3 separate regions of the Homo sapiens genome follow, and all the other regions are linked to region 1. A link is a contact called in ENCODE Hi-C or POLR2A ChIA-PET data. All regions are on one chromosome and are shown on one strand. Each heading gives the region's core, a stretch centred on a gene start or an enhancer-like site at or near the end of the contact. The rest is flanking DNA. Distances are from core to core; before and after follow the strand shown.

The links. Hi-C counts contacts between places; a loop is a spot of excess contacts on that map. ChIA-PET counts read pairs that join two places held with the same protein, here RNA polymerase II (POLR2A). Pooled maps may share reads with other maps.
Region 2: a loop to region 1 is called in a map of MCF 10A, with 4 times the contacts of the local background. The contact joins the enhancer-like site here to the promoter of LINC02952 in region 1. A Hi-C loop is called at or near these places in 2 of 168 maps with a recorded cell type or tissue (Caco-2 and MCF 10A) and 2 of 50 pooled maps. POLR2A ChIA-PET finds 5 or more read pairs at or near these places in 3 of 52 experiments (Caco-2, PC-9 and RWPE1).
Region 3: a pooled map shows a loop between it and region 1 (5-fold over the local background). The contact joins the enhancer-like site here to the promoter of LINC02952 in region 1. A Hi-C loop is called at or near these places in 6 of 168 maps with a recorded cell type or tissue (PC-9, aorta, endothelial cell of umbilical vein and 3 more), 1 of 37 single-sample maps with no recorded cell type and 9 of 50 pooled maps. POLR2A ChIA-PET finds 5 or more read pairs at or near these places in 3 of 52 experiments (AG04449, BJ and common myeloid progenitor, CD34-positive).

The regions. Positions count from the first base shown.
Region 1 is chr11:69,443,150-69,446,754 of GRCh38, reverse strand. LINC02952 (long intergenic non-protein coding RNA 2952) reads left to right here and starts at 1,789. Exons shown (of 2, transcript NR_186235.1): 1 at 1,789-2,103. LOC124902703 (a long non-coding RNA gene) reads right to left here and starts at 1,932. Exons shown (of 2, transcript XR_007062759.1): 1 at 1,793-1,932; 2 at 1-416. RefSeq lists a silencer at 3,096-3,185.
Region 2 is chr11:69,276,290-69,279,894 of GRCh38, reverse strand. No RefSeq gene overlaps it. Among named protein-coding and RNA genes, the nearest start is that of MYEOV, 16 kb to the left of the region's middle. Within about 2 kb of position 1,599, at least 6 of the 41 ENCODE cell types and tissues checked have a DNase peak (open chromatin) inside an H3K27ac peak, as active enhancers do; they include PC-9, where a contact is called at or near this core.
Region 3 is chr11:69,310,203-69,313,807 of GRCh38, reverse strand. No RefSeq gene overlaps it. Among named protein-coding and RNA genes, the nearest start is that of MYEOV, 18 kb to the right of the region's middle. RefSeq lists enhancers at 2,360-2,589, 2,431-2,930. Within about 2 kb of position 1,592, at least 8 of the 41 ENCODE cell types and tissues checked have a DNase peak (open chromatin) inside an H3K27ac peak, as active enhancers do; they include endothelial cell of umbilical vein and heart right ventricle, where a contact is called at or near this core.

The sequences.
Region 1 (3,605 bases), core at 540-3,039:
CAGGCCCAGAAAAACCTGAGGAACATGCTCCACACCTTTTTGCAGGTGGGGATCTACAGGCCAGAGAAGGGAGGAGGCCTGCCGGGGGGACACGAAGTTAGTTGGTGGCAAAGGAGGGGCCCAGAAACCAGGTCTTCTAGCTTGGATGGTTGAAGACTAAAGACTGTTTACGAAAATTTCCAGATCTCTGCTTTCTGAGCAAATAGAATTGTTCTTCTCATCCCCGTTGAAATCAGGTGTGGTGGCATGACTTGATTGACCAGTGAAATGTGAGTGGAAGAGGTCTCAGTCACTTGTGAGCAGAAGTTTTAAGAACCAGCTCGTGCATCTGGCCTCCATGATGATGGAGGTCTGGGTGGGACTCGATCCTCCATCAGCCTGGGTCCCTGGAGCACGTCTGGAGCGGGCCCTCACTCCTTGCATGTGTGGCACAAGAAGAAGACAAACGTTGGTTATCTGAAGCTGGCGGTCAGCAGACGCCAGCCTGTGGGCAATTTCTCAATATCATTTTATAGGAATGCAGCCCACTCATTGGTGTGCTGTCTGCCACGCTTTTGTGTTACAATAGCAGAGTTGAGGAGTTGCGACAGAGACTGAATGGCCTGCAAAGCCTAAAATATATATTAAAAGTAGCCGGGCACGGTGGCTCACAACTGTAATGTCAGCACTTTGGGAGGCTGAGGCGGGTGGATCACTTGAGGTCAGGAGTTGGAGACCAGCCTGGCCAACGTGGCAAAACCCTGTCTCTACTAAAAATACAAAAATTAGCTGGATATGGCGGTGGGCACCTGTAATCCCAGCTACTCGGGAGGCTGAGGCAGGAGAATTGCTTGAACCTGGGAGGTGGATGTTGCAGTGAACCGAGATCGCGCCACTGCACTCCAGCCTGGGCAACAGAGTGAGACTGTGTCTCCAAAAACAATAGCAACAACAAAAGTACACGTCACTCTTTACAGAAACCATTTGCTGATCCTGCTGGCAGCCATTGAGATCTGGGGGCCTGTTTGTTGCCATAGCATGGCCTAGCGCATTCTGACCGATACACTTTCTAATCATGCCGAGAACTTCTGAGTGCCGTCTCATGAGCAAAACGTGCGCTATATTAGTACTGTAGCAAAGCGCTTCTGGCCTGTCTCCACGGGCTGAGTGCAGAGCCTCCATTACAGTCATCATTTTATGTCAGGAAGGGAAGGTCCAAGGAGGTGGCCGGTCTGAAGTGACCTCGGGCTTCTCCAGGCCTCTGCCACCCACGCTAAAATGAGAAGCCCCTGAGAATTTTTAAGTTTTGTCTGCATTGTGGAAGCCAGGACGCAGAGGCAGAAGGAGACCCATGGGCCTTTCTATCCCAACACCAACCGTTTAAAACAACAGAAGAAAAGGGAAGCCGGTCCAGCCCAGAGCAGAAATGAGGAGTGGTAGGATCCGGCTGCCCCAGGCCGCCCAGCTCCTCTGTCTGCTTCCTCTATTTGTGCCGGGCAGCCCCCAACTCCCTGGCTTATGTGGCCTGTGGAGGGACCAGCTGTGGCGGGCAACAATTTTGTCCAACCCCAGGCCTTGGTGTCCGCGTCCCTCTGTGTGCACCCTCTTCCTGCGTGGGTGCTGCAGAGCCAACGTGAGGGGCCCACAGGCAGGGGCACCCTTCTCTGCCCCCCACCAAACAGAGGCTGCTGGGGTGGAACCCGAGGTCCTGCGGGAGGGGTGCTGGCCGCTGGGAAAAGCCCGTGTCCGGGCCCCGCCCTCCGTCTCCCCCGCAGCCCTGGCTTACTGGGCTCTCCTCTCCCGGATCTCATACCTCACATTCCCCAGCACGGTTCCGACAGGCCCATGAGTGGGGAGTCCTCATGGCCTGGGAAGGTGGCCGAGAAAGTTTGAACAGCTGCAGAGCCTGCCCGTCCACTCTCTCCAGCCACATTTGTGTGTGTGTGTGTGTGTGTGTGTGTGTGTTGTGTTTTGACCAACCTCTTAGGCTTATGTAACACACTTGGAAGTCAAGAAGTAAGGACTCATTACTGACAGCCTCAGAGAGGCTTGCGAAACACTTGCTGTGAAGAAATCTTTCCATTGAGAAAAAGTTCCCTGGTGCTCATGCTCCCAGTGGCTCAGGTATGTGGCTGGGGGTGACGGTGGTGTGAGAAGCAGGGGTCCCCAGGGCTCCAGAGCCCAGCGCCCCCTGCCGGAGCTGTGTCGCGCCCGGAAATGGAATTGAGCATCGCTTTTGTCCTCTATGTCACTGCTCACGTCACCACCAACAACCGACGTCGGTGACTAAACTCTCGCCGCGTATCAGGCACTATGCTGGGCCCCTGCGTTTGTGATTTTCCTGGGCGCGTGCATGACCAAGGGCTAGGTGCTCCTACGCCCATTTTATAGAGGAGGACACAGGCAAGGCGGTGGGGTCGGGGCCCTTGTCAGCAGGCTGCCACCCCACACCTCCCTGAGGTACATGCAAAAGCAGACCCCTCCCCTCCCCACAGGTATAGCTCTATGTGGGCCCTTTGCATGAGTGTATTTTTAAGCTACTTGCTAGATCCCAAGAGGAAATGAGTGCTCATCCTGCAGGGAGAGGCCAGCATTCCACTGGGCCATTTCCCTTTTCAGAGAGCTGATGTGGAGGATTCTGCGCCGTTCTTGGCCATGCCGTCATCTGGGGCCCCAGGAACCTTACAGACCCGAGGGCCAGGGTTTGGGGCCCAGAGCCCAGCAGATAGCCATCTTAGAAGCATTCTCCCCAGGACCAGGGCTGCTAAACCCAACCCCACATCTCCCACACAAATGCGTCTTTCACTGGGGCTCTGGAAACCGGAGACCATGTAAATCCAAGAAGATGAAATTGTGTGGGTCTGGGCCGCAGCTACAGACTGAGACTCAGCAGCCGAGGGGCCCCAGCCTCAGAGGGAACTCAATGAATTTGTCAGGGAACTGAAAACAGATGATTTCAATCAGCAGGGGAAAAAAATGACTTCATGGCCACAGTTGACCGAAGCAAGCGGCGTTCGGCTGCCAGGCCCTGCCTGGGAGGCGCTTCCAGAAAGCCTGGCCTCTTCCGCAGCCTCTGGCCGGGGTCTTCCCTGCGAGGAGCCAGCGCCGCTCGAGCCGCAGCATGGCCCGGCAGAAGGCACGGCGGCCGTGATGGGGCTGGCGGGGCGCGGTGATAACCCGGGCTCCCCGCCCCCGCGCTTCCTCTCCGCTGCGCTTTCATGAATGGCCCCGCTTCCCAAACAGCCGATTGGCTGAACCCCCGGCCGCGACGCCCAATCAGCGGCTGTGGCCGCCTGGTCTCCGCTCCGCGTGGGGCCTCGGTCCTGCAGCCATGAATGGCGCAGCCTCAGCTGCCTGCAGCCACCGCCTACCTTGCGGGGGCCGCCTCCCCCCGAGGGAGGAGGAGCAGGGGATTTTTTCTTTCCCCCAGACTGTTCAGGGTTCTGGTGCAATTGTGTCAATCTGAGGCTTGGCTGGAGCTCCTGACAATAGCCCTTGGGCTTCCAAGGTTGACATTCAAGGTCTTGTGACAGTGAAAGGGCTTGCATAGTTAGAAATGAATTTCTTTGCCTATAGCCCGGGCTGATTCCAGTTCCAGGGAAAGAACGGCAGCCTTTCCGTGTAAG
Region 2 (3,605 bases), core at 350-2,849, 170 kb after region 1:
GCATGGATGGCTGGTGGATAACATGGTGGCATGAATGAGTGACTCTGAAGGAACTGATGGTGGATGCTGCATGCATGGGTGACTGGTGGGTAATGTGATGGTAGATGAATGAGTGTGGATGGATTGATGGTGGATGCTGTGTGCATGGATGGCTGGTGGATAACATGGTGGCATGAATGAGTGACTCTGAAGGGACCCATGGTGGATGCTGCATGCATGGGTGGCTGGTGGGTAAGGTGATGCATGGATGGGTGAGTGTGGATGGATTGATGGTGGATGTTGCATGCATGGATGGCTAGTGGATAACATGATGGCATGGATGGGTGAGTGTGGATGGATTGATGGTGGATGCTGCATGCATGGGTGGCTGGTGAGTAAGGTGATGGATGGGTGGGTGAATGTGGATAGATTAAAGGTGGATGCTGCATGCATGGGTGGCTGGTGTGTAAGTGATGGATGGATGGGTGTGTGTTGATGGATTAATGGTGGATATTGCATGCATGGGTGGCTGGTGGGTAAGGGGATGGATGGATAAGTGAGTGTGAATAGATTGATGGTGGATGTTGCATGCATGGATGGCTGGTGGGTAACATGATGGCATGGATAGGTGAATGTGGATGGATTAATGGTGGATGCTGCATGCATGGGTGGCTGATGGGTAACACGATGGCATGGATGGGTGCGTATGGATGGATTGATGGTGGATGCTGTGTGCATGGGTGGCTGGTGGGTAAGGTGATGTATGGATAAGTGTAGATAGATTGATGGTGGATGTTGCATGCATGGGTAGCTGGTGGGTAAGTTGATGGATGGATGGGTGTGTGTGGATGGATTGATGGTGGATGCTGTGTGCATGTGTGGCTGGTGGGTAAGGTGATGGATGGATAAGTGAGTATAGATAGATTGATGGTAGATGTTGGCTAGAAGGACAGATCAATGGATTGTTAGGGGTCAAGGTGGGCAGTAGAATAAATGAGTGGGTAGGGCCAGTCCATCCTCAGGACACAAGAATCAAGCCCCTGACTGTGGGCCTGACTCCCCATTCCTCTGCAATTATCCCATGGGGTCTGGGAGATTGGCGAGGGCAGGACTTGGTCAGATACGTACCTGAGAGGACAGGCGATTCCTGAGCACTTGCTGCCTGGAAGTCTAGAATCTGAGAGGTGGCAGGGCTATAGAGACCACACTAGTTTTTTGGCAGGACCCCAGAGTGGGAGAGCCTGGCCGGCAAGCACAGGTAACACCAGGGCCCTCCACTCTGACCCTCACTTGGGCTCTGGTGGCTGAAGCCTGCCCCACACTCCAGCCTGAGCTGAACTACCCCTAGACCTGGCTGACTTAACCTCTCCAAGCCTTAGATTTCTAAATGAAGATCATAATATTAATTTAGGAAGATCATTTTAAGGATTCAGTAACATGATGTTTGCAAAATGCATGGCACAGAGTAGGTGCCCCGCAGGTGTGTCCCCAGGGCCTGGGACTCCAGACTCACCTGTGGGTGCCTGAGGCCTCACCCTCCCCCACAGCCCCGGCCTCCGGGAGGTAACTGCAAAAGCTCCAGGCGAGAGGCCCTGGGACCGTGGGAACTTCCTACAGCATGTTTGTCTTGGGCTGCCTGGGAGGGGCTGCCACCTCCGTCAGCTCCAGCAGGAGCTCCTGCCAGGTCACCCAGTGTGAAAAGAAGGAATTGTTCCCGGGACCTTTGCTTCCCTTGTCAAAGGTGACTTGAGCCTGAGATACAAGCACAGCCCCTCTTCCCTAAAGGCCAGGCCAGTCCCAGTTCCGTCCACACTCCCAAAGGGGTTGAAGGAGTCGTCTGTGCTGGGGGAACCCACAATGTCTTCCCTGCCAGCAGGTGTGAGGCTTTGCAGCCGTGAGTCCCCACCCATGAGCCAGCAGCTGGCTAGGGCTCCTCCAGGGTCCCACTAATTCCCACCACTTACCCGGTTCTCATTCCCCTTTGTGCCCCACAATACCCAGCACGGAACCCAACCCAGGGTCAGGGGCTCAGACACTTGGCTGAATCGAACTCCCCAGCCCAGGTGAGACCCCCACCCACCCATCCAGAACAGGGCACCTTCCCCTCCTCCCACCTGTCCTCTACCCTGCCCCCGGAGGGTGTCCCCTGTGCTGGTCTCTGGAGGTGGGCCGCAAGTCTCTATGCAGTTGGACACTTTCCTCACCAAGTTCTTGTCACTCTGCCTCAGCCTCCTCCACCCCAGTCACATGACTGAGGGTCAAGGTCTGCCCTCTCCCAGCCCACTGCCTACTGCCCACCTGCCCTGCATCAACCGGCTGGCAGCCCCAGGGTGTAACCTTCTGGCAACTGTGGAGCCTTCTGGAGACCAGCCATGTGGTGCTCGCTGCAGGCAGCACAGCTGGGGTTAAGGGCAGCCTCGGATCACAGAGGTTCCATTTCCGATTTTCCAGAAGTTGCCGATTATTAATGATCATTGTTCTTTCCTTCTGGGGCATAACAAAGCAGATTCAACTGACAACGGAACAGCAGCAGGTCAAGATTCCCACAGTATGAAATGTCAGCCTCTGGCGGCAATGACATTCACCCAGGGGCACTAAAAATAGACGTAAAAACAGAAGCATGCAGCCTCCGGAGGCTGGAGAGGCCAGGTGAGCTCAGGACTGAAATGACACTTGCAGTGACATCTATGGCCCATGGCAAAGCTGGGCTTTTCCTACTTCCTTTTTTTAAAAATTTTTTTCTTGAGAGAAAAAAAGAAAGTGAACTTGAGAAGGGTCAGCCCAGAAGGACTTTGCTTTTTTAAGTCTGATTTTACGTGCAAAATTCAGGTAGAAAGAAAAACTGCCATGAGATATGAGCATGGGGGGCATCAAGTTGGGCTAAATTCACCACTGCTTAGCCCAGAGAGGCGCAGAGGCTGCTTATTATGCTTCCCAGCTCCTCACTGACCCAGAATTGGCTATGGGACCTGGCTGAGGTCAGCACAGACCAACAGAACTCTTCTGACAATAGAAATGCTCTGTACCTGCTCCGTCCCATCTGGTACCCAATAGCTATAGTAGCACTTGAAATGTGGCTGTAGGCTGGGCACGGTAGCTCACATCTGTGGCCCCAGCTACTCAGGGGGCTGAGGTGGGAGGATAGCTTCAGACCAGGGGTTCAAGACCAGCCTGAGCAACATAGTGAGACCCCAACTCTACAAAAAATAAACAATTATCTGTTCTTGGTGATGCCCACCTCTAGTCTGGGCTACTTGAGAGGCAGAAGCTGGAGGGTCGCCTGAGCCCAGAAGTTCAGTGTTACAATGAGCTATAATGATTGCACCACTGCAATCCAGCCTGGGTGACAGGGTGAGACCCTATCTCTAAATTTAAAAAAGAAAGACCGAAACGATGTGACTCTGGCAATTGAGCAACTGAATTGTTAATTTTATTTAATTTTAATTGATTTAGATTTAAAGAGCCATATTTAAATGATGGCTAGTGTCTACTGTACTAGACCACACAGTTTTAGGCTCTGGGGAAAGAGAGCTGCAATTGATTAGCAATGTCTGCCAGGGACGCAGGCTGGGAAGATAAGGCACAAATGCCATATTACAGAAGGACCAGAGATCCAGTGTGATCTG
Region 3 (3,605 bases), core at 343-2,842, 130 kb after region 1:
GATGGATGGATGGATGGATGGATGGATGGATGGATGGGTGGATGGGTGGATGGATGGATGGATGGATGGATGTGTGGGTGGATGAGTGGGTGAATGGGTGGATGGGTGGGTAGGTGGCATATAGAAGCCCTACCATCTCTCTGAAGTTGTTGGTTTTGTGGTGCCTCAGTGTGGCCCATATGAAGACAGCTTCTTGACTGTACCAGAGCTGAGCAAGCGCTGGAGGCCACGTCAGCCCCTCCCATCTTCCCCCCCACACACCTCTCTCTCTTTCATGGTCATTCCCCAATTTGGCCTCCCATCCCATCTTCCTGTTTAGGGGCTCGGCTTTCCAGGGGATGCCCCCTAAACCAAACCTTCATGGCCCCCAACCCACTTGCAGATGCTGCTGGCTTTGACCTCCCACTCCTCAGCTTCCCCAGTCTAGCCCCCGACCCGGCCCCCACACCTCCCCAGAGCCAGCTCCTCTCCCCGCAGCTGTCCACACTTACAAAGCCAGGACTGTTCGATAAAGCCGTGCCAGCTGGAACAAGACACTTCCCGTCTGACGGGAGGTTCTGCATGGAGCCTGTGGGCAGCTGTCAGCGCGAGGGGCACAGGACCGGATCTGGAGGCTGTTCAGGGCCAGCGCCTCCCTTGGCCCCCTCAAGAGGGGCTCTGCTGGGCCTGGTCCAAGGTCCCAGAAAGGGCTTCTCAGACTGGGGGACCTGGAGTAGGGGTTTTAGCCTCCTGAACCCTTTGGGGCCCTCATACTCCCGTCCCTTTGGGATGCACAGGGGCAGCCTCCACACTGGAGCCTGGGAGCTGGTGACATTTGTTTGTTCTGCCCCAGGGCTCAGCCCACAGTGACCAGGGCACAGAAGGAAGAGGTGAAGGTCTCAATCTAAGACAGGCTGCTCGGTGTGGTCACCTGCAAGCCACGGTGGGCCACCAGGGAGGTCAGAGCAGAGGTAATGGCCAAGAGCAGCCCCAGGAGGAGGCTGCTGCATCCCTTCTAGAAAAATCATCTGCTGAATGTCTTTAGGGCAGCTGAGAAAGTCACTCCACCAGCCCTTTCTGCTTGCTCAAAGTCCACTAGGCAATTATTCCACAACTATTTCTTGAGCACCTAGTACATGCCAGGCATGGGGACACAGGCCTGAGTTCCAGCCCTCATAGAGGCTGCATTCCCACAGCCAGCCTCTACCTTCCACTCCCCCAGGCCCAGCCTGCCCGGAGCTGTGCACCAGGCCTGGACCCAGCCTGGCAGAGCCCCTGCCTTCTCTGGCTCTGACTCCTTCTATAAGGCTCTAATTACATCCTGGGAGAAACAATTAGAATGAAACTATGGGTTGTTTTTTTTTTTTTCTCCCCCCTGCCCCGCCCCAAGCTGGGCCTGTTTAATAACTTAATTAAATAAACAGAATTATAATTATAATGTTAATATTTCCTTTCTGTAATGCCGGCACATTCTGCTGGAAGAAGCTTCTCTTGGGAATGGGAGTGTCCCACAGCCCCCAGCACCTCCCCAGTCCAAGGCTGGCTGCCCACCGGCCTCCCTGCTAGTGCCTCAGCCTGGAGCCCACCCGGTTCTGGGACTCAGCAGAGTTGGCAGGAAACCAGCCGGGGGGGAAACAGCCGCGTTCTCTCCTTCCTGAGTGTTTACAGTCGAGCTCAAACCACACGATGAAAATTACTCTGAAGCTCCTAATTGCACATTTCCTTCCTCTAACCATTTTCTTTTGACAGTTGACTTTGAAAACATTTACCACTTAATTCTCCCGAGGCGGGAAGGAGGGAGAAGGAAGGAGGCTGCCCTGCTAGTGAGAGCTAGCCTCCCTGGAGGGGCCAGGCTTGGAGCAGGCGTCCTCACTAGCAGGGTCCCTGGGGTCCCAGGCTGGGGAGAGTCTTGCCTCTCCTCGCGTCCTCACTAGCTAGGCGACCTGGAACAAGTCAATATTGCTTCCTTGAGTCTCATTTCCTCATCTATAAAATAAGATGAAGAATATTCACTTTGCAAAGTAATGCTATGAGATCAGCCAGCACTTAGTAGGTGCTCAATAAATGTTAGATCCTTTCCTCCAGGCTTCTTGGAAAAACACAGTCCCTGAAGGCAGAAGTCTCCCAGCTCTTATTTCCTCTACACAGTGTGGTGTGGAGAAGTTCAGAGCAGCGGTCTGGGTTCACACACGAGCTTGGCCTCCACCTAGCAGAGCAGTGGGGTCTGGGAAAGCAGCTTGCTTTTTGTGACTCAGTTTCCAGGTCTGTAGGAAGGAATAGTGACAGTGCCTACATCACTGGGTTGCCTGGAGGATTCTGTGACTTATGGGAAAGTATGAACAGGAAACAAAGGATGGCTCAGCAAGGGCTGACAACTATCCGCATGGGTCACTCTGCAGGTGGCTGGACCGAGACAAAGTTGGATTCTAGTCTTGGACACTCTTGTGCTGGGAAAGTCCCTGGTTTCAGGGGCTTTCTGTGTCCCTGCTGTGAAATGGGTACGCTGACTCACAGGCTTGCCACAAGGCATGGGGAGGTAGTGGGCAGGAGGCCCCAGTGGGAGGCCTAGCCAATGGCAGGGAGCAGCCACAGTCTTGTCCCAAAGCTAGGAGCCCGAGGAGCCTTTGTCCCAGAGACAATGAAAGGTGGGGGCTGTAGCATCAATAGAGACACCTGTCGGTACTACAGCCACAGTCAGCGGAAGGGAGCACTCGGCGTGGCCAAGAGCGAGACTGGGACCTCTGTGCCCACCCTGCCCAAAGGCAGCAAAGAACCCCCCGGCTCAGGACTCCCCTCCACCCCCATCCATGCCTAGGCTCTGGAGCAGGTGGCCTGGCTTTGCCCCCCTCGCTGTGTGGCCTCAAGCAAGTGACCGAACTGTTCTGAGCTTCCACCTCCACGTCTGCAGACTGGGACTAATCTGGGTTACTGGGAGGACTGGCAAGTTAATACATCACCCAGGGTCTACTGGATCACACAGTAGGCACTCACTGAATGTTGGCATAATGTCCAGGACTGTTATTCATTCCTTCCCAAGCTCTGTGCCACCCCTGAATGGTCCTGGAGCTGACAGAGACAGAACAGCCCCTGGCACTTGCATCCAGGCCAAGTCAGGACCTGGTTTCTGCACCCCTACGGCCCAGACACCCATGTCTCGAGACCCAGTTCTAACGTACCGTCCTCTTGGAGCCTTTCCGCAGGCTTCCTTTCCACATTATACTCATGCCGGGGGCCCACGGGGCTCAGATCCCTGGAGTGCAGGGACAATGGACTTATCTTTGTGGCCCCAGTGCCGTCCTCCTAGTCTTTTCCCACATGCTGTGGGAAGACACAAGGAGATTGGGAGAGGCCGAACTGAGAGCTGGAACGAGACTTAGAAGCACTCACACCAGTGTGCAAAGGGCCCACATTGGCTGGACAGAGACCACCTGCTCGTACCGTGCAGAGCCAAAGGCAGAGAGGAACATAGGGACGGCAGTGGAGATATGGAGAAGGAGACGGATTTGAGAGTCGTGGAAGGAGGTTACAATGATGGAATGAAGCAGAAGAATCTAAGAGCCTGATTCAAGAGATACAAGGGACAGGAATCCCCAGAAGGACGTGTGACACCCATGTGTGAGGCTTGG